Regions from separate parts of the Homo sapiens genome. Here region 2 is linked to region 1. The links are chromatin loops, found by intact Hi-C in ENCODE. Cell type or tissue: B cell. All regions are shown on one strand. Links, peaks and the distances in the headings refer to the core of each region. The heading gives the core; the rest is flanking DNA.

What was found. Peaks named below come from ENCODE experiments on the same cell type or tissue, not always from the same donor. Only the 100,000 strongest peaks of a DNase experiment are listed, where the experiment ranks them.
Region 2: it touches region 1 in a loop (4-fold over the local background); 1 of 110 quality-filtered maps calls a loop at or near these places.

What each region holds. Positions count from the first base shown.
Region 1 is chr1:38,465,824-38,481,510 of GRCh38, forward strand. It overlaps LINC01685 (long intergenic non-protein coding RNA 1685), which reads left to right and starts at 9,373. Exons shown (of 3, transcript NR_146761.1): 1 at 9,373-10,001; 2 at 10,370-10,432; 3 at 10,564-10,661. All of the region lies in intron 2 of LOC105378657 (a long non-coding RNA gene), which reads right to left. RefSeq lists enhancers at 8,722-8,781, 8,812-8,921, 9,202-9,381. In B cell, for the core only: no CTCF peak of the experiment used is centred there; DNase peaks (open chromatin) are centred at 9,048, 9,568 and 10,438; H3K4me3 peaks cover 3,412 bases; H3K27ac peaks cover 5,000 bases.
Region 2 is chr1:37,911,925-37,927,611 of GRCh38, forward strand. All of the region lies in intron 7 of INPP5B (inositol polyphosphate-5-phosphatase B), which reads right to left. It overlaps LOC124904043 (a long non-coding RNA gene), which reads left to right. Exons shown (of 4, transcript XR_007065876.1): 3 at 5,939-6,056; 4 at 6,367-6,732. Among named protein-coding and RNA genes, the nearest start is that of INPP5B, 27 kb to the right of the region's middle. RefSeq lists an enhancer at 14,239-14,478. In B cell, for the core only: CTCF peaks have their summits at 7,528 and 7,727; a DNase peak (open chromatin) is centred at 7,557; H3K27ac peaks cover 1,745 bases.

The DNA.
Region 1 (15,687 bases), core at 6,542-11,541:
GAGAGTCCCTAGAGCAAAAAAGTGTGCTTGTTCCTCTTGTCCCTGATTTCTTTTTTTTTTCTTTTTTTTTTTTTTTTGAGACAACATCTTGCTCTGTCACCAGGCTGGAGTGCAGTGTCGTGATCTCTGTTCACTGAAACCTCCGCCTCCCGAGTTCAGGCAATTCTCCTGCCTCAGCCTCCTGAGTAGCTGGGACTACAGGCACCCACCACCACGCCCGGCTAATTTTTGTATTTTTAGTAGAGACGGGGCTTCACTCTGTTGGACGGGGTGGTCTCGATCTACTGACCTTGTGAACCGCCCACCTCAGCCTCCCAAAATGCTGGGGTTACAGGCGTGAGCCACCATGCCCGGCCTCTTGTCCCTAATTTCTGTGCAACCCCATCATCGTCTTTTGTCATTTGGACTTTTTGCAGTGCACAACACAATCACCTGAATAGATTAAACAAACAAATATGATCAGACTTCATCCCAAGCAAGAATCTCCCCTGGTCAGACTAGGCACCATTCTTGCCGACACCTCCCAAGGTGATTCTGATGTAACCTCTAGATTAAGAACTTCTGCCATAGGAGTTTGTTGTGCTCAGAAAAGGGGAGAGAAGAGGGAGACACAGAGGTAAAAAAGAAGATGCATAAATTAACTAGATTGGAGTTACTCCATCTCTGCTTGGTCCTGACTTTAACTCATGTAGCTGTCCTTGATCAGGTACAAGATTTGCTTCCTCTCTTGCCCCTTGATCACCTGTTCTCTACAAAGCTCAGAGAATGCCTTTTAAGACACAAATTGGGAGTATGTCATTGCCCTGCTTAAACCCACGCAGTGGTTTCCATTCTACTTAGAATAAAATATTCCTGACCACAGCATGCAGAGCTCCTCTTAGCTCATGCCTGCCTGTGTCTTCAACTTCTTTGCATGTCTCTGGCTCCCTTTTCCTACTATGCTCCAACCACACCAGCCTTGTCATTGTGGAATCTGCTGTTCCTTATGATCCTAGAGAATTTGTCTTAGAAGATTCTGCCCCGGTTATTCCCAAACATTGGTTCCTTCTTTTTATTTATTTATTTTTTATTTGAGACAGGGTCTATTTCTGTCTCCCAGGCTGGAGTGCAGTGGTGCAATCTCGGCTCACTGCAACCTCCACTTCCTGGGTTCAGGCAATTCTCATGCCTCAGCCTCCCAAGTAACTGGGATTACAGGTGCGTGACACCACACCTGGCTAATTTTTGTATTTTCAGTAGAGACGGGGTTTCACCATGTTGGCCAGGCTGCTCTCCAACTCCTGACCTCGGGTGATCCACCTGCCTCGGCCTCCCAAAGTGCTGGGATTACAGACATGAGCCACCGCACCCAGCCGGTTCCTTCTTGTATTTCCCATATCAGGCCAAATGTCACCTTCTCAAATAGACCCTCCTTGACCTACTAAGCTAAAGTAGCAAGCTCCTCACTCATACTGTCACATGACCCTGCTTTACTGCCTCCACAGTACTTCTCACTATCTGAAATTATCTTATTCATTTACCTGTTACTTGTCTATTACTATCTGCCTCCCACCTGCTAAAAGGCAAGCTCTGGAGATCAGAGATCTTATTTGTCATGTCCATTGTTCTATTCTATTTGGTGCGTTGCAATGCCTGGCACATGGTAGGGGCTCAATAAAATGTTTGTTAAATGAATGATTTATGTCATTCTTATTGGTGAATGTGCTCTACTTTCTAATAATTCATTCAATAATAGTTCTAGGAACTTGTAGCAAAGAGTAGAAATTTTTCATATTTAAATTGCAAAAGCGAAGAAATGTAATTTTACTAATTTCAAGGATATGCTTTGTTAACCAAAATTTCTAAGTAGAAGTTCTAACTGCGTTACTTTAATTAGTAGACAAACCTATCTATAATTAGTACATCAATTATATGCAAATGAAACTGCCAATATCCTTGAATATGTTTTGTCCCCTTAAGCAGTTGCAACATTCTCCACCTTCACCATGTAATTTTGTTTACAAGACTATTTTGTTTACTAGTCTCTTAATTCATAAATAGTGTAAAAAATAAACATCAGTCTTGTACCAGCTGAATTATCACACATCCCAAATCACTGGAAACCCAGTTATTAAGTGGTGGAATCATCTCTGAATATGACAAGTGTAGATAGATTAGAGTAGTCACAAGCCTGAACTAGACTTGGGAAACATAAAGCTGTTTGGGGGCCATTATTTTATTCTTCCAATACCTTCTTTATTTACTTTTATTCACTTATTTATTTATTTATTTATTTTTGAGACGGAGTCTCACTCTGTCACCCAGGCTGGAGTGCAATGGCACAATCTTGGCTCACTGCAACCTCTGCCTCCCAGATTCAAGTAATTCTCCTGTCTCAGCCTCCCAAGTAGCTGGATTATAGGCGCACACCACCATGCCCAACTAATTTTTGTATTTTTAGTAGAGATGGGTTTTCGCCATGTTAGCCAGGCTGGTCTTGAACTCCTGACCTCAGGTGATCCACCAGTCTCGGCCTCCCAAAATGCTGGGATTACAGGTGTGAGCCACCGCGCCCGGCCCTAATTTTTGTATTTTTATTAGAGACAGGATTTCACCATGTTGGCCAGGCTGGTCTCGATCTCCTGACCTCAAGTAATCCACCTGCCCGGCCTCCCAAAATGCTGGGATTACAGTTGTGAGCCGCTGTGCCTGGCCCCAGCACCTTCTTTAGACATTGGTGATATCACTGAGAATGACTTCTTAAGCCACAGTCACTATAAAGAGTCAATCACCAAAGACGAGATAATCTTGTGTCACTGCAGTTGAAGATCAGCTCTCAACAACTGGTGCAAGCCTCCCAGCCCTTGAGAGCCAGGGATTAACTAAAGATAATCCTCAGAGCTTGCAGACTTTCAGACATAGTGGAGTGAGCAGTGGACAATAGAGGAATGTGATTTCCCAAAGAGGATCCAAATCAAGGGGGTCAGCAAAACATAAATATATCAAAGAGATGTTTGTACACCCATAGCAGCATTATTCACAATAGTCAAGAGGTGGAAGCAACCCAGGTGTCCATCCATGGATGAATGGATAAAAAAAAGTGTGGTCTATACATACAATGGAACATTATGCAGCCTTAAAAAGGAAAGAAATTCTGACACATGCTACCTCATGGATGAATTCTGATGACATTATGTGAAGTGAAATAAGGCAGTCACAAAAAGGGAAATGCTGTATAATTCCATTTATATGAGGTAGCTAAAGTAGTCAAATTCATGGCAACAGAAGGTAAAATGGTGGTTGCCAAGAGCTGGGGAAAAAGGGAAATAAGGAGTTGTTTAAGAGTTTTAGTCTTACAAGGTGAAAAATTTCTGGAGTTCCACTGCCCAACAATGTGAATATACTGAACACTACTAAACTTTGCACTTAGAAATGCACTTATATATACATACATAAAATTTATGTTATGTATATTTTACAGTTAGAAATTTAAAATATTGAAAACAACTACATGTTAGGGATAATTTTAAATATAAAGAAAAACAACTGTAACCAAAATTCATAGGATTAGTACTACTGTGTCCTGTCATAAAACTATTTAGACTTCCCAACACTCAAAAGAAATATTCACATATTTGATTCCTACCAATATTCTAGCTATGACAACTTTTCCCAACTTACTGGTTTGGTCACATAATTAATAGTGATTTTTCCCATTAGGGGTTCCAAAATGCTACTGGCTAAACTTAGAAATATGGTGCTGGTATTTAGTCTTTTGTCTCCAAGAAAATTCTTAATTTTAAAAAGCTCATTTTTTTTATTTTATTTTTTATTTTTATTATACCTTAAGTTTTAGGGTACATGTGCACAACGTACAGGTTTGTTACGTATGTATGCATGTGACATGTTGGTGTGCTGCACCCATTAACTCATCATTTAACATTAGGTATATCTCCTAATGCTGTCCCTCCCCCCTTCCCCCACCCCACAACAGGCCCCAGTGTGTGATGTTCCCCTTCCTGTGTCCATGTGTTCTCATTGTTCAATTCCCACCTATGAATGAGAATATGTGGTGTTTGGTTTTTTGTCCTTGCGATAGTTTGCTGAGAATGATGGTTTCCAGCTTCATCCATGTCCCCACAAAGGGCATGAACTCATCCTTTTTTATGGCTGCATAGTATTCCATGGTGTATATGTGCCACATTTTCTTAATCCAGTCTATCACTGTTGGACATTTGGGTTGGTTCCAAGTCTTTGCTATTGTGAATAGTGCCGCAATAAACATACGTGTGCATGTGTCCTCATAACAGCATGATTTATAATCCCTTGGGTATATACCCAGTAATGGGATTGCTGGGTCAAATGGTATTTCTAGTTCTAGATCCCTGAGGAATTGCCACACTGACTTCCACAAGGGTTGAACTAGTTTACAGTCCCACCAACAGTGTAAAAGTGTTCCTATTTCTCCACATCCTCTCCAGCACCTGTTGTTTCCTGACTTTTTAATGATCGCCATTCTAACTGGTGTGAGATGGTATCTCATTGTGGTTTCAATTTGCATTTCTCTGATGGCCAGTGATGATGAGCATTTTTTCATGTGTCTTTTGGCTGCATAAATGTCTTCTTTTGAGAAGTGTCTGTTCATATCCTTTGCCCACTTGTTCATGGGGTTGTTTGTTTTTTCCTTGTAAATTTGTTTAAGTTCTTTGTAGATTCTGGATATTAGCCCTTTGTCAGATGAGTAGATTGCAAAAATTTTCTCCCATCATTTTTAAATATAAAGATAAAATGGAATAACATTAAAACTTATGAAAAGAAAAGCTTACATGTCCATCATCTCTCTTCCTAACAATGATTTCCCATTTATAAATTTACCCTTCCAGTTCATTATTGTAGTCATTATATACATGCCATTTCACCTGTGTTTCTTTTGCTATTATACTATAGGTATTTTTCCACATATTATGTTTTTGTCAAAATTATTATTTTTAACGGCCATATAATATTCCATTGAGTTGATGACCATGATGAGCCTAGTCATTGGCTTATTTTTGAAGAGTCATTTCTGTTCTTCTAATACAGATAAAATAGTTTTGGATATTTAACCCATTCCTGATATACTTAGTGTTTTTCATGATTACTATTATAGACACAAACTATGAGAAACTCATAGAGCTGAAAGGGCTATGGGATCAATTATTCCTGTTCCTTAGTTGAGGAAGACTCTGAACCTATACACCAAACAGCACTCATCAGCCTAGTCAGATTTTCTTTGTGGCAAGTTTATGACCCCATGCGATGCTAAGTAGGCTATCAAAATGTGGATAGTTTTGCCTAAACCTTTTTGTGACATTCATTCAAATGGCAGCAATGACATATTTCTGTTTAAATCCCACATATAACAAATCCCACATATAACATTTGAGTACTTCAATGAATAAATTCCTCAAATTTCCTGAGTCCTAGGTAATTTTTGGAACCAGAGGATGGAGTTGAAGACCAGTGTTTACTTAGCTATTTATTTGTTTTAACATTAAAATCAGATTTCATTCATCTGTTATGAGGTTTTAGCTGATGCTCTTCCCCTCTGCCTGGTACACTTCCCTGCAGCCTCCTTCACCAAGACTGCTCCTACTCATCTTTTCCATCTCAACTCAAATGTCACTCCCTTAGGAAAGCTTTCCCTGACACTTCCTCTCCAACTAGGTCAGTTCCCTCAAGATATGTTCTGATAGTTTCCTGAACTTTCCCTTCATTGCGTTTATCAGTCCCTAATTATATATACTCAGGCAAGTATCTGACATTTGTCTCTCCCTCTAGGTGTAACCTCTATGAGCCAGAGGCTGGGTCTGTTTTGCTCACTGTATCCCAGTCAGTATCTAGCAGATAGTACATAATAATATTTGTTGACTGAATTAAATGTCATCAGGGACAGTCAGGAACCAATAGGTTAAGAAAGGGGGAGAGGCCGAGCGCAGTGGCTCACGCCTGTAATCACAGCACTTTGGGAGGCTGAGGCAGGTGGATCACCTGAGGTCAGGAATTGGAGACCAGCCTAGCCAACATGGCACACACACACACACACACAAAACTAGGCATGGTGGTGCGTGCCTGTAATCCCACCTACTCGGGAGTCTGAGGCAGGAGAATTGCTTGAACCTGGGAGGTGGAGGTTGCAGTGAGCCAAGATCACCCCACTGCACTCCAGCCTGGGTGACAGAGCGAGACTGTGTCTCAAAAAAAAAAAAAAAAAAAAGGAAAAATGATAGAAAAAAGAAAGGATGAGAGAAGAGCAACCAAAAGACAGGGGTTGTCTATCTTAGCATAGTCATCTACTCCACATTCAGGAAAAACATTGTGACAATTTTAACAATCCATAAATCAAAGATTCCACCATAACTTTTCTTTCTGAAAGTAGTCTGGAACTGTCTCCAGTTACTCCTCCCTTCCCTTCTTTCATAATATGTAGGTGCATAAAGCACCTGTCCACTTCTGCTTCACATTTATTTGTTATGTCTTATCTTTTATTATAAGATTGTACTTTTAGAAAACAAGGCTTACTTCTTCCTTACATCCTATTTGCATGGCCAGCACTTAGGAGATCATATATAGTCAATAAATGTTAGCTCTTCTTACCTAAAATTCATATGGAATGTCAAGAGACCCCAGATAACCAAAACAATCTTGGAAAAGGACAAACTTAGAGATCTCACACTTCCTGATTTCAAAACCTACTGCAAAGCTACAGTAATCAAAATAATGTGGTACTGGCATAAAGATAGACATATTAGCCAAGGGAATAGACAGCCCAGAAATAAACCCTCACTTATATTGTCAAATGATTTTCAGCAAGGGCATCAAGACCATTCAATGGGAAAAGAACAGTTTTTTCAACAAATGATTGTGAGTATCTTGCTTTGGATATCTGCATACAAGAAAATGAAGTTGGACCATTACTTTACATCATATACAAAAATTAACTCAAAATGGACCCAAAACCTAAATGTAAGGGCTAAAACTATGAAACTCTTAGAAAAAAAAACACAGGGGAAAAGCTTTATGACATAAGCTATGGCAATTATTTCTTCACTATGATGCTGAAGCACAGGCAACAAAAGAAAATGTAAATAAATTGACCTTCATCAAAATGTAAAACTTCTGTGCATGAAAGGACACAACCAATAGAGTAAAACGATAACACACAGAATGGGAAAAAATATTTGCAAATTATATTTCTGATAAGGAGTTACTATCCAGAATATATAACTAAACCACAACCAAAAACCCAACCTGATTAAAAAATGGGCAAAGGATTTGACTAAACATTTCTCTAAAGAAGATACACAAATGGTCAATAAGCACATGAAAGGATGCTCAACATCACTAATCATTAGAGAGATGCAAATCAAAACCACACTAAGATACCACCTCACACACATTAGAATAGTGACTGTCAAAAAATTCCAGAAAATAACAAGTGCTGGTGAGGATGTGGAGAGAATTTGCCCTGTTGGTGGAAATGTAAAATGATGAAGCTGCTATAGAAAACAATATACTGGTTCCTCAGAAAATTTAACAGGAATTATCATGTGATCAGTAATTCTACTTCTGGGTATATACACAAAAGAATTGAAAGCAGGGTCTTGCACATATATCTGTACATCCATATTCACAGCAGCATGATTCTCGGTAGCCAAAAAGTGGAAGCAACTCAAGTGTCCATTGACAGATGAATGCATAAGCAACATGTGGTATATATACATACAATGGAACATGAGTTAGTCTTAAAAAGGAAGGCGATTCTGATACATGCTACAACATGGATGAACCTTGAGGGCATTCGCCAAGTGAAATAAGGCAGTCACAAAAGGAAAAATACTGTATAATTCCTCATATTCCACTTATATGAGGCATCTCGAGTCGTCAAATTTATAGACAGAAAATGAATGGTAGTTGCCAGGAGCTGAGGATAGGGAGAAATGGGAAGGTGTTTAATGGATACAGTTTCAGTTTTGCAAGATGAAAGGAGTTCTAAGGTAGTGGTGACGTTTGCACGACATTGTGAACATAATACCACTAAACTGTATATTTAAAATGGTTAAGATGATAAATTTTGTTGTGTGTATTTTATCCCAATCTAAAAAAGTATCAGTTCCTTCTCTATTAATTTCTATGATGAAACCTCTCAGAGCCCGGAATGGCCCCTTGCATCTAGCATGCATCAATAAATGCGTAAGCGGACGGATGACCAGATCCAGAGTTGGAAGTTACCTTTGGTGAAACCCTCTACCCAGCCTGAATCCTTCCAGGTTGTAGGACACTCACTACCTCTCAAAGCATGTCATTTCTTCTTCATTAGAAAATTCTTCTTCATGCCACCTTTAAGCTGAAATATGACTTCCCTGTAATATTTCCCCTTCCTCGGTGATCATAGCTCTGCCTTCCAGGCCCAGAAAGAACAGGTCAAATTTCTACCTCATCTGACCACCTTCATGCAATAAAAGACAGAGCTCTGTGCACTTGGAGAGTTAAAGCCTCACCCCAAATGCATCTTCCCGGCAGAGAGACAGTCCTTTTGCAGTTAAATCACACTGAAAATCCTCAAGAGGAATATCTGTTTCTGGTTCATTCCAGAGATGCACTAAATGGCAAGAACATGGAGGCAACACATGGACCCGATGGAGTCTCCTTGTGGGAGGGGACTCCCATCTTTGAAGAACAAGAACTATTTATCTAGGAATAGAGAAATCTCTGAGTGAGACACCACCTGTCTTGAAGATGATTCTATGGCAGAGGAAGCCTTGTTTTGGGTCTAAGTCCATAGTATATACGTTACAGCAAAGCAGATTTCAACTCAATTATTTAAAAAAGACTGTAGAACTGCAAGTGCATAAAAACTCATAGAATAGTAGTAACTGTAGGAATCATTACTATTAGGCCCCAGCTTGAACTTCATTGCCCCTTTGAATTCAGGAAATAAATAAGCACATGTACACATACGCACACCCCATATGTCACACCAGGCATTGTGGCGCCATCCATGACTGACACTAAACATTCTAGAAGTATTTCTGTTTTCATGCAGATACACACAGCACAGCTAGTTTCAAAATTAAACCACAATGAAAACTGTCACTACTGACAAGGAACTATGCAAAGACCTTCGGTCTCAGGCCCTTGCTCACTCAGGAGTACCTTGAGACCTGTTTCTTCCTGTTCAGCTGCAGTCACGGTTCTAACCTGGTTCTTCTCACGGCTGGTATCCTCTGACCTTTTATGTCTTGGCAATGACTTCCATGCATTTTGGCAGTGACTGCCTGAATCTCTGATTCAACCCTGATCGCAGCCTCTCGGGCTTTCTCGCTCCTTTAATTCTTTCCGCGGATGGCCACGGCTTTTGCCGCCTGTACCCTTCCTGGAGCAACCCGTGCTTTTGAAAAATGACCATGCCGAAGGGGAACTAACACTCCCAGCCTGGTGCGGGTCTTGTCAATCTGATTTTTAAATGATGGAGGAGGAGGTTTGAGGACAAAGCTCATGGTGGCATTACCACTATCAGGGACGCTGCAAAGATCAAGTGAAAAGGGGAAAAGGCTCTTCTCAATGTGAGCACATTCACAGGCTCTGAGAACAGAGAGGTATTTAAAGTGAACTGGAACAAACCTGCAACATCCGGTGCGTTCTGCCTTCAAAAATAGCTGCCAGTTAGAAAGGGTTATTTACATATTGATTTCATGCTAACTTTGTAATGGAATGTGCTGCCTGCCTGCCTGCCTGAGACCTAACAACTGTCATCATAATTTTTTCTAAAAATACAGTCAGAGAAAAACACTCATTGAACCCTCCACTGGAAAGTAGCTGCAAAAGACCCCCTGATCCCAAACCTGCTTGACAGACCACAGCCAAGGGCAGGGACACTCAACAACTGTAAACGAGGAACATTTCACAGCGGCAGCTGGCCCCTCTCTTCTTCCAACCAGCCAATATTTTTTGTCTTTCTAGAAAACCTGTCTTGTTCAAAGGTAAGAGTGCTGGGGAGTGGGGGGATGCCTCCCTGGAGCAGAGCAGCCTTTGTAGAAACTCCAGCTGGCCTCTCTTCAGAAATAATGGATGGAAAAGGGGCCCGAGTGGCCCACCAGCACCAGCGCTCCACCCTGGGCGCATTTCTGCCACGGTTTCTCCTGGCATCTCTCTACCAAGGATCCCCACTTCTCGCCCCTCCTAATAGCCAGCTTCTAGTGATTCTCACTTGGACTTTTTCCGAACCCATCCCCAACTCACCCCACCCCCACCCCCAGGTTTGTCTCTGTGGATCCCACAGAGCTGAGCCCAGGCAGTTCTGTCGTCGTTCCCCAGTGCAATATTAGCAATTTAAATGCCTCTTTGCCAGGCCTGATGGAGCTGATTCGGTTGTGATCCTGGGCATATGGATGGCATATTTGCTGCGAGCTAGGTGAGACGCGTCCCAGAAGGACCGCTGCCAGCCCCCGCAGCCGCCTTCTCCTGCTCCCGGGAGGCTGGGGCTGGCCGCGGAGCAGCGAAACCGGCCGGATCCAGGGTAACTGCGGCCCACTTTGTTTTCAGCCGGCCCCCGCTGCTGCGGACAAATCTTTCATTCATGAACAGGAGCTTGTTAGGCCAACTCCGGACTCTAAAGCCACTTAATTAAATTGTGGAAAGTCGCTTGGTCCCGGTGGGAAATTTGCACACAAAGACCCGGGGTCCGCGCCCCCCCCACCCAGGAGCGCCGCCACAAAACCGGGCCTGGCCTCCCCCCGGCCCGCGCCCCTGCCCCTCCGCTCCCCGCGCCCTCTCCACCGCCGCAGCCGCAGCGAAAGCGGCGCCCCCTCATTAGAGGGCGTTTGTTAGGGAATGTTTTCCCAGCGATTCACTGACGGGCCTTTCATTCCTCCCTCCGCAATCAAGGGCGGCAAGTGCAGCCTGAGAGCCCTCCACGGCCTGATTGCTGAAAGAATTTCCAAAAGGAAAGAGTGTAAACAGGTACATTGAAAAAGCCTCTTTTCAACAATTATGTAAACATTCCAAACACTATTTGAAAACTTTCACAGTGGAACTGTCAAGTCGGAGCATTCTTGTTTAATTGCGCGGGCACAATGGTGGCTCTGGGGCTACCCCAGCCTCCCCCAGACCCCGCAGAGCTTAGCGGGACGTGGGAGGCCCTCAGATAAAGAAGTCACAGCGAGACAAGTGAGCTTTACTCTCCGGCCCACGGCATCTTTCCGTGTGTGTCCTTGTTCCCTTGGCCTCCAGAAGAACACCCTGGAAACAGGGAGGCGCCTTCTTTCTCCTGACTGGATTTCTCCAGGACCTGGGCCCCTGCTCTGCACAGAGGGTCGCTTGGTAATCAGGATGCAACTAGATGGAAACTTCTGTGTCATTTAAGGGTTTTCTCCAAAGCACCAAATGACCATTCTGAGATACCAGGCAAAATTGTTGGCAACGTTTTCCCTCCCCTTTAGAATGTTTCTCGCTGGCCTCTCCGGCCTCTCCTTTTCTGACTCTAGTTTGCTACTGGGCAAAAGTTTCCTCCTTTTCCATGCAGCTCAGAGTCTCCTGATTCACTAACTCAACTACCAGTGACCCTGATTACATTACTAGAAGTTGGAAGAGTTTAGGCCACACATGCAAACCGCTTAATCTCGTATTTCATGGAAACACCGAGGTACTCAGATCACTTTTATACATATTTTTCTCTGAATCTGTTTAGCCCGTCTCCAGTCATTAGCCTGGTCCAGGTCTGGCCAGCCTGTAACCACCAAGGCTTGCAGGTTGCATCTGAATAGGAACCGTGGTTGTGACAAGTGGGATGTGATTTGTTTTCGTTTTTGTTTTTTTAAAACTCTATTTTCTTAAAAGCTGGGGAGGGGGCAGTCCAAATGTTCAACAGGAAGGGACTGGCATATCAACACAATGAAGTCTTACAAATGTGGAATATGAAGGCCATGTAGAGATATGGAAAATATTTATGCAACAACATACAAAATGAAGCCACAAAATCATATTTCCACTGTACTGGCAAATGCAAGAAAACATGTCTGTATGTGGCAAAGGGCTAGAAAGGACATACCAGAATGAAAATACTTGTTCTGGGGAATGGGGGTACCAGCACGTTTTACTTCCCAAGCATATATCTTTAATGTTATCACATTGTGTTATCAAGGCAAGGTCTGGGAATGCTGGAAAGCACCCGTGTACATACAGGGTTGCACTTAAAAGGCCACCCCAGTAGCCTGCAGGGAGAAGTACACACCAGCCCACAGCACTCTGCATCCCTACCAAGGATGTAGATCAGAGCTTCCAGGTAAATTCCTCAGGTCTAAAGAGGAGCTAAAACTTGCTTGCTTGCTGAGTCCCCAGGAGGCAGACACAGAATCAAAACTACAAGATAAATCAGATATGTGTTTTGTAGAAATGGTTATGCTCAACAGGGTTACTGGCAGAGCAGGGGCCAGAGAGAAAATCACTTCTCTCCATCCCAGGGGGGCCACTGAACACAGTAGAGGCTCAAAGAGTGAATGTGTCTATCTCCTAGGCTTATTCCATTTGACTAAAGTCAGCACTTATTATGCATCTACTCTGTGCCAGGGTCTGTTCTACAGGCTGGCCCTGTGAGGCCACAGAGTAATTTTAATCCCAACAAGTTAATTCATAATGAAGTGTAGAACCAACATCTTTAAAAATGTATGTGAGTTAATTGAATTTTGACAAGGGTGCCAAGACAACTCAATGGAGGAAAGAAGAGACTTTTCAACGAATGACACTGGGATAAGTGGATAGCCATGTAAAAAAGAATGCTTTTGGACCCATACCTCACACCATATACAAAAATACCTCAAAATAGATCCAAGGCATAAATGTAAGAGCTAAAGCTACAAAACTCTTAGAAGAAAACAGATGCAAACCATTATGACCTTAGAGTAGGCAATGGTTTATTAGATAAGACACCACAAAGCATAAACAACAAAAGAAAAAATAGGTAAATTAGACTTGACCAAAATTTGAAATTTTGTACTTCAAAGGACACTATCAAGAAAGTAAAAAGACAACTCATGGAATAGGCAAAACTATCTGCAAATCATACATCTGGTAAGATTATTCAGGATATATAAAGAACCCTTACAATGCAACAATAAAAGACAAATAACCCAATTAAATAATGAGCAAATAATTTGAATAGATATTTATTCAATGGAGATAAACAAATGGACAATAAGCAAATAAAGAGATGCTCAAAATAATTAGTTATTAAAGAAATGCAAATAAAAACCACAGTGAGATACCACTTCGACCCACTAGTATAGCTATAATCAAAAAGACAATGAAAAATGTTGGTGAGGATATGGAGAAATTGGAACTCTCATACATTGCTGATGGAGATGTAAAATGGTATAGCCATTATGGAAAACAGTTCAACAGTTTCTCAAAAAGTTAAAAACACAGTTAGCCTATGACCTGGCAATTGCAACCAAGATAATTGAAAACATATGTCCACACAAAAACTTGTACATAAATGTTCACAGTGGCATTATTCATAATAGCCAAGAATTATAAACAACCTAAATGTCCATCAACTAATCAACTGATAAACAAAATGTGTAATATCCATACAATGGAACATTATTCAGCCATTAAAAGGAGTGAAGTACTGATTCATGCTGCAAGCAAGACACACACAAAAAAGCCACACATTGTAGCATTTTATTTGTATGAAATGTCCAGAATGCAAATCCATAGAGCCAAAGTAGATTAGTGGCTGCCAGGGGCTGGGGAGAAGGGGAAAAGGAAAGTGATTACAAAAGGTTACAGGGTTTCTTTTGTGAGTGGGAAGAATACTCTGAAATTAGATAGTAGTGATGGTTGTACAACCCTGTGACTATACCTAAAACCACTGAATTGTACACTTTAAAAGGTATATTAGTCTGCTTTTACACTGCTGATAAAGACATACCTGAGACTGGGCAATTTACAAAAGAAAGAGGTTTAGTTGACTTACAGTTTCACGTGGCTGAGGAGGCCTCACAATCATGGCAGAAAGTAAGGAGGAGCAAGTCACATCTTACATGGATAGCAGCAGGCAAAGAGAGAGCTTGTGCAGAGAAACTCCCATTTTTAAAACCATCAGATCTTGTGAGACTCATTCACTATCACCAGGACAGCATGGGAAAGACTTGCCCCCACAATTCAGTGATTCATTCATCTCCCACCGGCTCCCTCCCACAACACATGGGAGTTATGGGAGCTAAAAGATGAGATTTGGATAAGGACACAGAGCCAAACCATATCAAGGGGATAAATTTTATGGTATGAGATATACTTCAGTTTTGTTTTGAAAGGTTCTGCAAACTATAAAGCACCACCTACAATACAATTTCTGTAGCAGGAGCAAGGGGTATTACATGAAGTCCAGAATGCTCATCTGCCTAATTAATTCCCGAGACCCTTCTCAGTCTTCATGGCAGTATGTCACCAGGATAAGCTGGCAGTATGTCACCAGGATAAGCTGGCCATGGTGGGTGGTCTGTGCCAGGCCTTGGGAGCCTAACTGGGGCTTCTGTGTACCCCTGGGCCTCCAGAAGGAACTGGGGCACATGAATTCTGGATCTGCTGAGCCCCACTAGGATGGGAGAATGAAGACATTACAAATAAGCCTGCCTAGAAAAGCCCACACAGACTGGAAGTCTGAAGACATGGAGTCCAAAGCAGAGGGCTTGGGCTAGAATTCCAGGAACAGAGACTCAGCAAGTGATCCTGAGCAGAGACCATCCCTCCTTTAGTTCCCCCAATTTCTTTCATCAGGTTAGTCCAGATTGTGCCTTGAGACTCCTTTTTTTTTTTTTCTTTTTTGAAACAGAGCCTTGTTCTGTCGCCCAGGCTGGAATGCAGTGGCTCAGTCTCGGCTCACTGCAACCTCTCCCTCCTGGGTTCAAGTGATTCTCGTGCCTCAGCCTCTCATGTAGCTGGGATTACAGGCACCCGCCACCACACCTGGCTGATTTCTGTATTTTTAGTAGAGACGGGGGTTTCACCATGTTGCCTGGCTGGTCTTGAACTCCTGACCTCAAGAGATCCACCTGCCTCAGCCTCCCAAAGTGCTGGGATTACAGGTGTGAGCCACCGTGCCTGGCCTGTGCCTTGAGGTTCTGATGAGAGACTCTTCCTCTCATTCTGTGGCTCTGCAACAGCAACCAAAGTGGGTAGGGTCCCTAGATCCCAAGCACAGCCCTGCTAGAGGAGAGGCTCTTTGTTTCCCTGGGACAGGCCTGCTGCAGTGACTGGTTTGGGGCCCCAGGAGCGGCCCTGGTTTCAGACTGCTTCCAGGCCATGGGTCCACCCATGCCCTACTGGCTTCCCGAGCCACATCCCTGGATTCTACCTCAGGTTTTGAACCTGATTCTCTACATGAGCCTGATTTTGAACCTCTGGTTCTCTGTATGAACTGCTTACTGTGGAGCTGCAACCAGAATCTAGCCTACACTTCAGATCACTCCAGAAGTCCCATCTGTTTTTGGCCATAGTCTTCCGAACTCTGGCCTAGCCTGACCAGAGTGGCTGGTACCCAATGCTTGGAGGGTGCCTGGGCTCCAGCTCATCCCTACATGAAGATAACCTGAGCTACAGTCTATGTCAACTGGCCTGAGGCTATATCTCCGACCTCCTTCTCGGTATTCCCACCTTCCTTCATCCCAC
Region 2 (15,687 bases), core at 5,566-10,565, 550 kb before region 1:
GGACTGGACAGTACTTTGCCCTTCTCAGAATTAGAGCCTGTCCTCGAGATGCTACAGGGTACTGTCCATTTGAACTTTTATATGGACGCACTTTCTTGCTCAGCCCTGACCTCGTCCCAGACACCAGCCCTCTAGGCAACTATCTTCCAGTCCTCCAGCAGGCTAGACAGGAAATTCGCTAGGCTGCTCATCTTCTCTTGCCTACTCCAGATTCCCAGCCATATGAAGACACCCTAGCTGGATGATCAGTTCTTGTTAAGAATCTGACCCCTCAAACTCTACAACCTCCATGGACTGGACCCCACTTAGTCATCTATAGTACCCCAATGGCTGTTCGTCTGCAGGATGCCCCACCATTAGGTTCATCATTCCAGAATAAAGCTGTGCCCGTCAAACAGCCAGCCTGATCTCTCCTCTTCCTCCTGGAAGTCACAAGTGTTCACCCCTACTTTCCTTAAACTTATTTGCATTTCTGAAGAGCAGTAATAACCCTTATGAGCCTAATACAACCCTTCATTCTATTAGGTCTATTCATCCTTACCCTACTTTTTGCAATAGGGCTTTACGCAGTCACCCCCACTACTTGTTCTGTGCCCCAAAAACTTGTCATCCCTATCTTCTGTCTAGTCATACTCCTATTCACCATTCTCAACTACTTGTAAATGCCCTGCCCTTGTTTACACTGCTGGTTTACGCTTTTCCTCCAAACCATTGTAGCGGATATCTCCTGGTACTATCCCCAATCCGCCACTCTTGACTCCCTCTTAGAGTGGATAGATGAACTTTGCTGACAGGGCACCCTCCGATACTTTTACCCTGATGAAGTCCTATTCTTTACTTTTATACTCACTCTTATTCTCATTCCCATTCTTATGCCATCCTCTACCTCTCCCCAGCTATCTCCACCACACTATCAATCTCACTCACTCTCTCCTAGCTGTTTCTAAACCTTCTTTAACAAACAATTGCTGGCTTTGCATTTCTCTTTCCTCTAAAATCACAGAGGCCTCGACTTACTCACTGCTAAAAAAAAAAAAAAAGGGGGACTCTGGGCCAGGCGCAGTGGCTCATGCCTGCAATCCCAGCACTTTGGAACACTGAGGTGGGCAGATCACGAGGTCAGGAGATCGAGACCATCCTGGCTAACACAGTGAAATTCTGTCTCTACTAAGAATACAAAAACTTAGCTGGGCGTGGTGGCGGGTGCCTGTAGTCCCAGCTTCTTGGGAGGCTGAGGCAGGAGAATGGTGTGAACCCGGAAGGCGGAGCTTGCAGTGAGCCGAGATCACGCCACTGCACTCCAGCCTGGGCAACAAAGCAAGAGTCTGTCTCAAAAAACAAAAACAAAAACAACAAAAAACATTTTTTAAATGAAGAGTGTTGTTTTTACCTAAATCAATCTGGCCTGGTATATGACAACATAAAAAAACTCAAGGATAGAGCCCCAAAACTCGCCAACCAATCAAATAATTACGCTGAACCCCCTTGGACACTCTCTAATTGGATATCCTGGGTCCTCCCAATTCTTAGTCCTTTAATACCTGTTTTTCTCCTTCTCTTATTAGGACCTTGTGTCTTCCGTTTAGTTTCCCAATTCTTACAAAACCGCATCCAGGCCATCACCAATCATTCTATATGACAAATGCTCCTTCTAACAACCCCACAATATCACCCCCTACCCCAAAATCTTTCTTCAGTTTAATCTCTCCCACTGTAGGTTCCCATGCCACCCCTAATCCTGCTCGAAGCAGCCCAGAGAAACATTGCTCATTATCTCTCCACATCGCCCCTAAAAAATTTTCGCCACCCCAACACTTCACCACCATTTTGTTTTGTTTTTCTTATTAATATAAGAAGACAGGAATGTCAGGTCTCTAAGCCCAAGCTAAATCATCATATCCTGTGACCTGCATGTATACATCCAGATGGCCTGAAGCAACTGAAGATCCACAAAAGAACTGAAAATAGCCTTAACTGATGACATTCTACCATTGTGATTTGTTCCTGCCCCACCCTAACTGATAGGATATATTCTACCCCCCCACTTAAGAAGGTGCTTCGTAATATTCTCCCCGCCCTTGAGAATGTACTTTGTACACCTATCCCAAACCTATAAGAACTAATGATAATCCTGCCACCCTTTGCTGACTCCTTTTTCAGACTCAGCCCACCTGCACCCAGGTGAAATAAACAGCCTTGTTACTCACACAAAGCCTGTTGGTGGACTCTTCACATGGAAGCACGTGACATAATCCACCCCTTGTTTAGCATATAATCAAGAAATTTTAAAAAATTAAAACGGCAACCAGTAGCCCTCAGGGCTGCTCTGTCTATGGAGTAGCCATTCTTTATTACTTTACTTTCTTAATAAATTTGCCTTTACTTTACTCTATAGATTCGCTTTGAATTCTTTCTTGCTCAAGATCCAAGAACCCTCTCTTGGAGTCTGGCTCGGGACCCCTTTCCGGTAACAATTTTTGGAACAAAACCCAAACCTCTGAGGATTGCATGAAAAGATCTTTATAAATAGCTTCAGACTTCCTCTCCAGCCCCATTTCCCATCCCCACTGGAAGCTTCTCTCTCTTACCTCCCAATCCAGTCACACCAAACTTACCTTTTCACACACTGCCTATTCACTCCACCCCTGATCCTGGGTATATCTTTCCATATCCCAATTCCACCTTCACGTGATGAACTACAAACTCATCCTTCAAGACTCAGTTCAGGAGTTATCTTCAAAAAACTTTCTCTGGCCCCCTCCATACATTCTCACATAACTCAGTGCTTACTTCCATCAAGGCATGATAATGGTTCCATTATGATAATGGGATCATACCTGGGTTTAATTGTTCTTATCTGTCTTACCTCTACACCTAGACCACTAGCTTCTTGGAAGCAGGGACCAATGTGCTATCTCTGGCCCCAGCTCACCACAATATATGGCACACACCAGGCAGTCAGTAAACACACCCTAAACAAACAGTCCCCAGGCAGATTAAGCTCAGTGTGATTTTTCTGTGTACTCTCATTGACCACCTTTCATGCCGACAATTGAAACCATTTCCCTAGGAGCAGCCTACCTAGTAAGTCAACAAGCTACAGTAACAACTGCAGCTTGATTGCGATGTGTAAAAGTGCAAGTGTTCTATTTTTCTTGCAAATTCTGTGCTTTGTACTGCATATTGTGTAGAACCAAAACTCTCACATGCCTCACTAAATAGACAGTGTTGACCCTTGAGGTGCCTTCCTCAGCCCAAGCAGCAACATAGCCTAATATAGACCCACAAGCCCTTATCTGAAGCCTCTTGGGCCAAGTGCATTTTGGAATTCAGAATGTGGGAGATTTTAGGAAGATAACACATTACCTGTATCAAATACTACATAACAACCCCAGCAGGGTCTGAGGCAATACCCAGTTAATCAAACGCTTTCATATTTCCACAGTATAACTTACGAAGAGTAATACTTAGTGAGAGAAACAAAGCCTATAAATAGTCTCATGTCAGTTCAAGCAAGTCTTACTGCCAAATTGAGCTTGGGTCAAACTTACAAGAAAAATTTGTTCCAGCCTTCAGAGCTTTCAGGACTTCAGAACTGCTGATAAGGGATTGAGGATGGTAGTTAATGAGCATGGCCTGACAATACCTATATGCATTAGAAAGGACTGGAGTATATGTCTGTGTGCATAGATACCACACTTATAAATATTCACATATGCTGTATTTGTATGGACTCAGACACAGACACATGGAAAGTCTGGAAGGGTGCACAGCAAAATGTTAACAGTAGTCATTTCTCAGTGATTAGATTTCTTTTTCTTTTTGCTTATATGTATTTCCTATAGTTAGCTATAATAACATGTTTTTTGTGTTTTATATACATACACAGGCTTTGGAGTCAAAGACACGTTATATTGAGAAAGTTATCTAACTTCTCTAAGCATCTGCTTCCTCATGTGAATAAGATAACAGTGTCTGCCTCATACAATTGCTGTCTTCTTTTCCCATAGTTAACTTGAGGGTATCCCTCACTGCATGACCAAGAGGTGTTCTAGAAGCCAAATAAGATCTGTTGAAGGCCCAGACCTATAAAACAAAGATAGGCAGCAAGGCCTTGATTTTAACATCCGGTAGCCAGGCCTACCACTGAATTGGTGTCTGGGTTTTTCTTTTTCCTTTTTTTTTTTGAGATGGAGTCTCGCTCTGTCACCCAGGCTGGAGTTCAGTGGTGCAATCTTGGCTCACTACAATCTCTGCCTCCCAGGTTCAAGCGATTCTTGTGCCTTAGCCTCCCAAGTAGCTAGGATTACAGGCACCCACCACTACACCCAGCTTATTTTTGAACTTTTAGTAGAGATGGGGTTTTGCCATCTTGCCCAGTCTGGTCTCGAACTCCTGACCTCAAGTGATCCGCCCACCTCGACCTCCCAAAATGCTGAGATTACAGGCATGAGCCACTGCAGTCTGGGCTTTTTCTTTTTCTTTCATTTTTTTTTTTTTCTTTTTTTTGAGGCAGAGTTTTGCTCTTGTTGCCCAGGCTAGAGTGCAATGGCACGATCTCGGCTCACCACAACCTCTGCCTCCCCGGTTCAAGCGATTCTCTTGCCTCAGCCTCCCGAGTAGCTGGGATTACAGGCATGCGCCACTACGCCCGGCTAATTTTGTATTTTTAGTAGAGATGGGGTTTCTCCATGTTGGTCAGGCTGGTCTCGAACTCCCGACCTCAGGTGATCCGCCTGCCTCAGCCTCCCAAAGTGCTGGGATTACAGGCGTGAACCACTGCGTCCAGCCAGTCTGGGCTTTTTCTAAAACATGCCATCATACAAAGAAAAAATAAATAAATTCAAACCAAAATGGAAATACCCCATTTGTTTTGAGAATCATCTGAGAGGCAGCAACATTATTTCTTCATTCAATTGCTCCTTCTGCCTCCTTTTGCTCTATTTCCTCCTCGAGGCCCCTTAGTTATTTGTAGGTACTCCTCAAGCCCTAGACCAGTACTGTCCAATAGAACCTTTTTGATGATGAAAATATTCTATAACTGTGTTGTCCAATATATATTGAACACTTAAAATATGGCTTGAGACCGGGCCCAGTGGCTCATGCCTGTAATCCTAGCACTTTGGGAGGCCGAGGCAAGCAGATCAGGCAGTCAGGAGTTCGAGACCAGCCTGACCAACATGGTGAAACCCCGTCTCTACTAAAAATATAAAAATTAGCTGGGCATGGTGGTGGGCGCCGATAATCCCAGCTACTCGGGAGGCTGAGGCAGGAGAATTGCTTGAACCCGGGAGGCAGAGGTTGCAGTGAGCCGAGATTGTGCCACTGCACTCCTGCCTGGGTGACAAAGCAAGACTCCGTCTCGGGGGAAAAAAAAAAATAATTATATATATATATATATATATATATATATATTTGAGAAAGGGTCACGCTCTATCACTCAGGCTGAAGTGCAGTAGCGCGATCTCGGCTCACTGCAACCTCTGCCTCCTGAGTTCAAGCAATTCTCCTGCCTCAGCCTCCCGAGTAGCTGGGATTACAGGCATGCGCCACCACACCCGGATAATTTTTGTATTTTCAGTAGAGACATGGTTTCACCATGTTGGCCAGGCTGCTATCAAACTCCTGACCTCAAGCAATCAGCCTGCCTAGGCCTCCCAAAGTGCTGGGATTACAGGCATGAGCCACTGTGCCCAGCCAAAAAACTGAAGTTTTTAATTTGATTTTACCTAAATTAAGTTTAGCCTGTAATCCCAGCACTTTGGGAGTTCACGATGGGAGGATGGCTTGGGACCAGGAGTTCGAGACTAGCCTAGTCAATCAACATAGCAAGACCCCATCTCTTAAAAATAAATAAATAAATAAAATAGCCATACATGGCTAGTGACTAGCACATTGGACAGTGCAAATCTAGACCTTGTTCTTCCTCTTCTACAAGGAACCCACCAGCCATCCTGGTTGATTATGAATGAGGCTGTCCAGCCCTGTCTGAGCTCAGCACCTCCACCATCCCCTGGGCATTTCTACAAGACGTTCTGTATGCAGGGGGGACCCAGGTAAAACTGTAGTCTGATTCTGGACTCTTTCCCTGAGCTCTCCCGCCTATTACCAGCACCATCATTCTTCCTATCAGCCAGGTGTACAGTCTTGCCATCGGCTCACCTCTCTCCTTGGCCCCCCAGAGAGAGTTAGTCATCCATTTCTTCAGTCTCACAGCTGCCTTCCTCCAGGCTACCATCTCCTCACTTGCTACCTCAGGAGTCTCCCAACTAAGAGATCTTCCCACTTCTCCCTACCCATTTAGCCTCTGCACTTGGCCTGATTAAACTCTGATTTCATCTCTCTGCTCTAAATCTTCCTGTACAGGTTAAGACCCAAACTGGTTCAATTGGCATCTGACGCCCTTTGCAAATGGCTCTACTCTCCTTCATCAATCCATCACCCAAAGACAGCCTGATCTAAAAGGATAGATTCTTCACACATGCCATCCGCACTCCTGCCTTCATATGAAGTTACTCCTACTTTTTGGCCACCTCTCCTTCGAAGCCCAGCCTCAACTCCCACCTCCTCCTTCATGAAGCCCTCCCCAGCCACATAAGTTCTCAGTAGTCATTTCTCTGAATTTTGAGTGTCTTCCTGTCTATATAATGTGTCTGGCACTTTAAGAAACATTAGACTGTTTTGGAAAATGCCTTGGGCTTTGGAATAAAATAGAGCTGGTGATGTTACTGACTCCATCCATCACCTCTTATGAAACCTCAAACAAATTACTTAATTTGCTTCCTCATTTGTAAAATGGAAGTAATGCTACCATATTTACGGAGACCTCAAAAGGATAAACAAATACAATCTACATGGGTCACGAACCTAGCACAATGCCTGGTACACAGCAGACATTCAGGAACTGTTCCTCTCCCTCTTCTCCATCACTCCTAATCCCCCACTGCTTTAATAATGATGACTACCATTTATCAAGTACCTCTCATAGTTAGGTAATACGTTCAATGCTTCATGCATTGTGTCTGATTATTAGCCTTGTTTTACAAATAAGGAAATTGAGGCCTAGAGCAGATAGCAGACATGCTCAAGGACATAGAGCCAGTAAATGGTGCAGCTGACATTAAAACCCAGATCTGCTTGACTCCAAAGTCCCACAGCCTCCCATTTTGCATGCATGAGGACATCATCATCAATGAAACTATAAACTCCCAAGGGTAAGTACGATGTGAATAGAAGGTTTAAATCTGTTTGGATAACCAAGCAAAAGTATCAGCACAGTCTGTACAGGATATGTGGGAGTGTGGCTGTCACTGCTGGGTGGAGATCACGTTCTACCCTTCCTGAGCACCTATTAGGTCTAGGAGGAGGTGTCCCCTCCTATCTTCTCAGTCACCAGCCTTTGCATCCCATTTCCAGCACACTGGAAGAACCTGCAAAACCATGCAAGCAAAATACCTGCAAACCATGTGCTTCAGAATACCTGACAGTTCAAACTGACCGGATTAAGTGAGTAGGTTCAATGTTTGCCAGCAAGATCATGCCCTGCACACACCACCAGGGGGACATTCCAAGGGCTCTCTAAGTCTGAGACAGGGCCTTACATACTAGCAAAGAATTCATGGGGAAATAAACCACTCTAGATCCAACTACCTAGAATACAAGTCAGGCTCTGTTGATGATGACAATGATAGTATTATAAATACTAATAATATTAAGAGCAAATACTTGGCCAGCAGTGGTTCATGCCTGTAATCCCAGCACTTTGGGAAGCCGGGAAGCCGAGGTGGGCAGATCACCTGAGGTCAGGAGTTCAAGACCAGCCTGGCCAAAATGGCGAAACCCCATCTCTACTAAAAATACAAAAAAAAATTAGCCAGGCGTGGTGGCAGGCGCCTATAATCCCAGCTACTCGGGAGGCTGAGGCACAAGAATCACTTGACCCAGGAGGCAGAGGTTGCAGTGAGCCAAGATCATGCCACTGCACTCCAGCCTGGGCAACACAGCAAGACTACATCTTAAAAAAACAAACAAACAAACAAACAAAAACTAATACTTAAGGCTTACTACGTATTGAGCACTGTTTAAATCACTTTACATATATTTTATCCTCACAACTACTCTATGAGGTAGGTGCTGTTATTATGTCCACGTTACAGACCAGGAGATATACACAGAGAGGTTAAATAACTTGCCCAAGAGCACACAGTAGTAAATGGCACACAGCCAGGGTTCAAACCCAGGGAATCTGAGCCAAGAGTCTGTGCTCTCAACCAATAAACTATATCACTGATGAGAAAACGAGAGGCTCAGAAAGCATTTCTGGCAGAGAAAATTTAACTTCAGCAAAAGCACAAAGATAGGGCATTATGGTATGCTTGGAAACAAGTAATAATAAGTAGGATAAATAAGTAGGGAAAAGTTTTATTTGAGAAGCACTAGGGATACAAAAGAAGAATGTGGCCGGGAGCGGTGGCTCATGCCTATAACCCCAGCACTTTGGGAGGCCAAGGCAGGCAGATCACTTGAGGTCAGGAGTTCGAGACCAACCTGGCCAACATGGAGAAACCCTGTCTCTACTAAAAACACAAGTATTACCCAGGTGTGGTGGTGGGCACCTGTAATCCCAGCTATTTGGGAGGCTGAGACAGGAGAATCACTTGGACCCAGGAGGCGGAGGTTGCAGTGAGCCGAGATCAAACCACTGCACTCCAGCCTGGGCGACAGAGTGAGACTCTGTCTCAAAAAAAAAAAAGAAGAAGAAGAACAAGAGTGTAAGAGTCAGGTCTCAAGTGCGACCTGAGTTCTATTTTCGACTCCGCCAATGACCAGATGAGTGATCACAAGCATGTTACCCTACCCTCTCTAAGCCTCAATCTCCCAGCTGAAAAACAGAGATCCTCGGCCAGGCGCGGTGGCTCACACCTGTAATCCCAGAGCCTTGGGAGGCCGAGGCAGGCATATCACAAGGTCAGGAGATCGAGACCATCCTGGCTAACACAGTGAAACCCTGTCTCTACTAAAAATTCAAAAAATCAGGCGGGCGTGGTGGCGGGCGCCTGTAGTCCCAGCTACTCAGGAGGCTGAGGCAGGAGAATGGCGTGAACACGGGAGGTGGAGTTTGCAGTGAGCCGAGATCGCGTCACTGCACTCCAGACTGGGTGACAGAGTAAGACTCCATCTCAAAAATAAATCAATAAATAAAAATAATAGAGATCCTCTTATGGAATTTTTGTGACACAGTGTAAGGCCCATGGACTCAAAGTAAGTGCTTAATAAATGGTAAGTGCTACTAATAATGATAACAACAGTAGTAAATTTAGGCTAAACTGTAAGACTTCAAACGCCATGTAGAGTTTGGATTTTACTCTTATGACAAAAAGGAGCTGTTTACCTAGCACATAGTACACAGGGCAGGTAACTCTTGAGTGACATTCATAACACAGGGCACCTGGCATTGAAAAGAATGGAAAAAATCCATTTTTTCCAGTTCAGCTTTGCCACCATCCCAAATTGTTTTGTTACTTTCTTCAAAGTTAAATAACCATGTTTAGTTTTCTTTTTTCATTTCTTTTACATTTCTCAAATATCTCACAGCTTTAAAAAGAAGTGCCATAGATTCTATCATTTAAAATGAACACAGGGCCAGGCGCAGTGCCTCACGCCTATTATCTCCACACTTTGGGAGGCTGAGGTGGGAGGATCACCTGAGGTCAGGAGTTCGAGACCAGTCTGGCCAACGTGGTGAAACCCTGTCTCTACTAAAAATACAAAAATTTTTTAAAAATAATAATGAATAAAATAAAGACCAGGCGTGGTGGCTCACGCCTGTAATCCTAGCACTTTGGGAAGCCAAGGCAGGTGGATCACCTGAGGTCAGGAGTTCGAGACTAGCCAGGCCAACATAGCAAAACTCCGTCTCTACTAATACAAAACTTAGCCAGGCGTGGTGGCGGGCACCTGTAACGGGCTTGCTGGCGAGCGCCTGTAATCCCAGCTACTCAGGAGGTTGAGGCAGGAGAACTGCTTGAACCCAGGAGGTGGAAGCTGCAATGAGCCGAGATCATGCCACTGCACTCCAGCCTGGGCAACAGAGCAAGACTGTCTCAAAAAACTAAAAATAAATAAAAATGAGCTGGGTGTGGTGGCAGACACCTGTAGTCCTGGCTACGTAGGAGGCTGAGGCAGGAGAACCACTTGAACATGGGAGGTGAAGGTTGCAGTGAGTTGAGATCATGCCACTGCACTTTAGCCTAGGTGACAGAGCTAGAATCTGTCTCAAAAAAATGAAAATAAAAATAATAAAAATAAATAAAAGTTAGCCAGACATGGTGGCACATGTCTGTAGTCCCAGCTACTTGGGAGGCTGAGACAGGAGAACTGCTTGAACCTGGGAGGTGGATGTTAAGGTGAGTCGAGATCATGTCACTGCACTCCAGCCTGGGTGACAGAGTGAACTCCGTCTCAAAAAATGAAATAAGCTGGGCTCCGTTTCAAAAAATGAAATAAGCCAGGCGCGGTGGCTCACACCTGTAATCCCAGCACTTTGGGAGGCCGAGGTCAGGAGATTGAGACCATTCTGGCTAACACGGTGAAACCCCATCTCTACTAAAAAATACAAAAAACTAGCCGGGCATGGTGGCAGGCGCCTGTAGTCCCAGCTACTTGGGAGGCTGAGGCAGAAGAATGGCATGAACCCAGGAGGCGGAGCTTGCAGTGAGCCAAGATCGCACCACTGCAGTCCAGCCTGGGTGACACAGCGAGACTCCGTCTCAAAAAAATAAATAAAATAAAATAAAATAAAATGAACACAGACATCTCTAAAAACACATCTCATGCCAAGCAAACCTGTAAGTTCTAGACTGGAAATCCAATTTGCACCCTGTGCAAATCCAATTTAGGCTGGCAAGGACTAAATATGACCAGTTTAGCTTTCAAGGAGGAAGACTACAGTGCAATTACTTTACGGCAACAGGTTGGTTAGTGGTGATAGGCCCCTGGAGAGATGACTTGAATTTTTCCTTCTCAGGCTTCCCTTCAGTGGGCCTTCTGTGAACTGTCTGTGGTCTGGTGATAAAGCTAAAAGAGAAGTGGGCAAGAGCAAACCAGGAAGCGGGGAGGGCAACACAGAGATGCAGAGCATGCTCAAAGAGGAAGGGGGCAGGAGTTGTTGAGGCCACAAAGCACCTTGGGCTAGAAATTGTATGGGTCTCTACAATTCAACCAGAGACAGACATTTTTTGAGCACCTACTGATGTACAAGGCATTCGGCTGTCATTTGGGAAGGAGAGAGAATGCAAAATGCTAAAAGCAGCAAGTTCAAGCTTACAAAAATGTAGCTGAATGAGAAGTCAACAAATAGGTGAAAAAGTACAGGGCTTTATCCAGAAATAATAAGCAGTCAAGTTTGAAGTAAAAGGAAATGAAGATAAGTTGTAGCAGATAAGACCAGACAGAGAAGCAGGCTGAGGTCAGGCAGTGCAGGACTTGACCACTATACTAAGGAATTTGAGCTTTATTCTATAGGCAACAGGGAGTGGTACAATATTGAAGTTCACATACAAAATAGTAGAATACGATCAAAGTTATGTTCTAAGGAGATCCCTAAAGGAGAGGGAAACTTGAGGTTGGGAAGACTTACAAGAAGACTACTGCAACAGTTCAGCTAAGAGGATACCAACATGAATAAGGGGGATTTTGAAATGTGGGTAGATAGGAGAGGCACTGCAGAAAAAAAAAAATGAACAGAATTTGCTTATTAGACATGAGAGCAGAGGGAAGAGTCAAGGATACCCTGAGGTTGTTAGTGACTGCATTCAGAAATATGAAAATGGAGGGAGGAAAGGAGTAAGTGCAGTTCTTTTTTTTTTTTGAGATGGAGTCTCGCTGTGTCGCCCAGGCTGGAGTGCAGTGGCGTGATCTCTGCTCACTGCAACCTCTGCCTCCAGGGTTCAAGTGATTCTTCTGTCTCAGCTTCCCAAGTGGCACGCAGATTACAGACGCAAGCCACCACACCTGGCTAATTTTTGTATTTTTAGTAAAGACAGGTTTTCACCATGTTGGCCAGGCTGGTCTCAAACTCCTGACCTCAGGTGATCCACCTGCCTCAGCCTCCCAAAGTGCTGAGATTACAGGCCTGAGCCACTGTGCCCAGCCAATGCAGTTCTTATCAGGAAGAAATCCCCCTAGGATAGACCCTGAAGACAGCAGCCAGGTTCTCAGTTCTCAGAGGTGAGCATTTACCATTTCTTTTTCTTTTTTTTTTTTGAGACAGAGTCTCGCTCTTGCCCAGGCTGGAGTGCAGTGGCGTGATCTCGGCTCACTGCAACCTCCACCTCTGGGGTTCAAGCGATTCTCGTACCTCAGCCTCTTGACTAGCTGGGACTACAGGCATGTGCCACCCTGCCGGGCTAATTTTTGTATTTTTAGTAGAAACAGGGTTTCGCCATGTTGACCAGGCTGATCTCAAACTCCTGGCCTCAAGTGACCCGCCCACCTCAGCCTCCCAAAGTGCTGGGATTACAGGCATGAGCCACCGCTGCTGGCCAGCATTTCCCATTTCTAATTGTATTTCCCAAATGAAAGCACGTCTAAATAATTAGCATTGCTTAAGTCCTGTGTGACTTTCCAGGAGGCAAACATTCACTCCCATTTTAAAGACATAAGAGGAAAGTTGAGACACACGTTTAATATCGTACAAAGAGGTCAAGCGCGGTGGCTCATGCCTGTAATCCCAGCACTTTGGGAGGCAGAGGCGGGAAGATCACTTGAGGTCAGGAGTTTGAGACCGGCCTGGGCAACACAGGGAGATCTCGTCTCTAAAAACAAAAAGAGGCTGCGCATGGTGGCTCACACCTGTAATGCCAGCACTTTGGGAGGCCAAGGCAGGCTGAATCACTTGAGGTCAGGAGTTCAAGACCAGCCTGGCCAACATGGTGAAACCCTGTCTCTACTAAAAATATAAAAATTAGTCCAGGCATGATGGCTCACGCCTATAATCCCAGCACTTTGGGAGGCCAAGGTGGGCAGATCACCTGAAATCAGGAGTTCAAGATCAGCCTGGCCAACATGTTGAAACCCCGTCTTTACTGAAAATACAAAGAGTAGCCAGACATGTTAGCACATGCCTGTAATCTCAGCTACTTGGGAGGCTGAGGCAGGAGAACTGCTTAAACCCAGGAGGTGGAGGCTGCAGTGAGCAGAGATCACACCACTGCACTCCAGCCTGGGTGACAGAGTGAGACTCCGTCTCAAAAAAATAAAATAAAATAAAAATAAAAATAAATAAAAACAAAAAGAGAAAGTAATAGTGCACCAAGGAACCATGAAGAAAAGAAAAAGAAAAATGTCCAGGCCTCTTGACATCCACTTTGTTTAAATTCTCATCATTGGCATTCCAAGAAAGAAAGTCTCTTCTCATTCATATTTGCTAGCTTCAGTTCATGTATGGATCACCAATAACAAAACTGTTAGAGCGTAATTTATTTTATATATTTATCTATTTAAATTTAGAGATATCACTATGTTGCCCAGGCTGGTCTGGAACTCCTCAAGCAAGACTCCTGCCTCAGCCTCCGAGTAGCTGGGACTACAGGTGCGCACCACTGTGCCGGGCTAACAGTATATTTTAAGTAGCAAAGAAAAACATGCAAGTCAGCTAGCATCTATCCTCCAACAGTACAGTATCTTTCCTCTAATAAATATATTGATGCCTCCCTCTTCCTGAACTGTCCCTCCCTGAGGATTTTTCTGTTCAAAGCTCCACTTCTAACTGAGTGTTTGTGGGTCACCTCACTTGCTCTCAACAATAACTGCAGAATTCCAAAACAAACTGTTTTCAGAAGAAAAAAAGAATCTTTAGGGGGTTCTCTTGTACTAGAAACATAAAACTGGATTAAATGGCCCAAAGAAGGAAAATGGAGAGGGGAACAACAAAAGGAAGAAGAAAAACGAATACAGTTCTCTTTTGTTTAAGGAAACAAAGTGACTTAAAATAAGTTACTTAGGAGCCTGCAGAGCTTCCCACAACGGTGGAAATGATGGGCAATATTTGTTCTCTAAGATAAACAAAAGCAAATTTATTTTCTCCATGCTAAAAGGATATGTTGGTCACACAAGTTTTACCTATTAGTACTGACAAAACAAGATGAAAGAGAGAGTGAGAGAGAAAACCACCCCGGGGGCTATTTTGCTAACATGCTCTCTGGCTTCTACTCTGGTAAACTAGGTTACCCTTTATGTTACCCTGAGATATAAATAGCATTCATTTCCTTTCACTGGCATGACAGACTTTAATACTTTGTTTCCTGGGTCCAGAAGAAAAAATACTTAAACACATCCCCTTGTAAATTTGAGTTACTACAAAGCTGGTTCATTTCTTTTTTTTTTTGAGACGGAGTCTCACTGTCGTCAGGCTGGCATGCAGTGGCGTGATCTCAGCCCACTGCAACCTCCGCCTCCCAGGTTCAAGTGATTGCTTCAGCCTCTCAAGTAGCTGGGATACAGGCGCACGCCACCACGCCCAGCTAATTTTTTATATTTTAGTAGAGATGGGGTTTCACCACGTTGGCCAGGATGGTCTTGAACTCCTGACCTTGTGATCCGCCCACCTCGGCCTCTGAAAGTGCTGGGATTACAGGCTTGAGCCACCACACCCGGCGAAGCTGGCTCATTTCTAATCAACTTTGGATTAAAAAAAAACAAAATGTATTTGCTATTACTGCTTTGTTAAAATAGCCCAGAATGGCCCCTGTGGGACTTCTGAGTAGCCATTTCCTTTTTAGTGCATAGTTCAAAACCCTCCAGAACACAGCTCCAGGTTTTGCATGTACCCAGGATGCAATGCAGGTGAACATTTTACAGACTGACTTGGATAAGTACTGGGCCCTGTACAGGATCCTCAATGGGGTTTTCTGAATAAGAGCAACTTCAGTTGCTAGATGGAAATAATGAGGTATTTCTCCCAAATCAGACTTCACTCTTTTTAAGGAAAGAAAAAGCTGCAAAAGGAAGTTAACAGCATCCCTGGTCATCTAGTGGTTAGGAAGAAAAAAAAAGAAAAGAAAAAAGATGTTAAGAACAGTGAGGCCAGGCGCGGTGGCTCACGCCTGTAATCTCAGCACTTTGGGAGGCCCAGGCGGGCAGATCACAAGGTCAGGAGATGGAGACCATCCTGGCCAACAAGGTGAAACACCATCCCTACTAAAAATACAAAAATTAGCTGGGTGTGGTGGCGTGCAGGTGCATGTATGTAGTCCCAGCTACTAGAGAGGCTAAGGCAGGAGAATTACTTGAACCCGGGAGGTGGAAGTTGCAGTGAGCCAAGATCGTGCCACTGCACTCCTAGCCTGGTGACACAGCAAGACTCCGTCTCAAAAAAAAAAAGGAGCAGTTAAATAAGTGCAGGAGCAGAAAGACTCCTACCAATCTACCGATTCAACTACCAATCTAAAGTCAGTGCAAGCTGGGCTTGGCAAGAGAATCACGTGAACAAGCTGCCACTCAACCAAAAGCATTACCTGACTTCAACACCACAAGTTACCTCCTAGACACTGGTCTGAACCTGAAGACGTGGATTCCAGTCTGAAACTAGCTCCATTTCATTTTTCTTTTTCTTTCTTTTTTTTTTTTTTTGAGACAGAGTCTCGCTCTGTCACCAAGGCTGGAGTCCAGTGGCGCAATCTCAGCTCA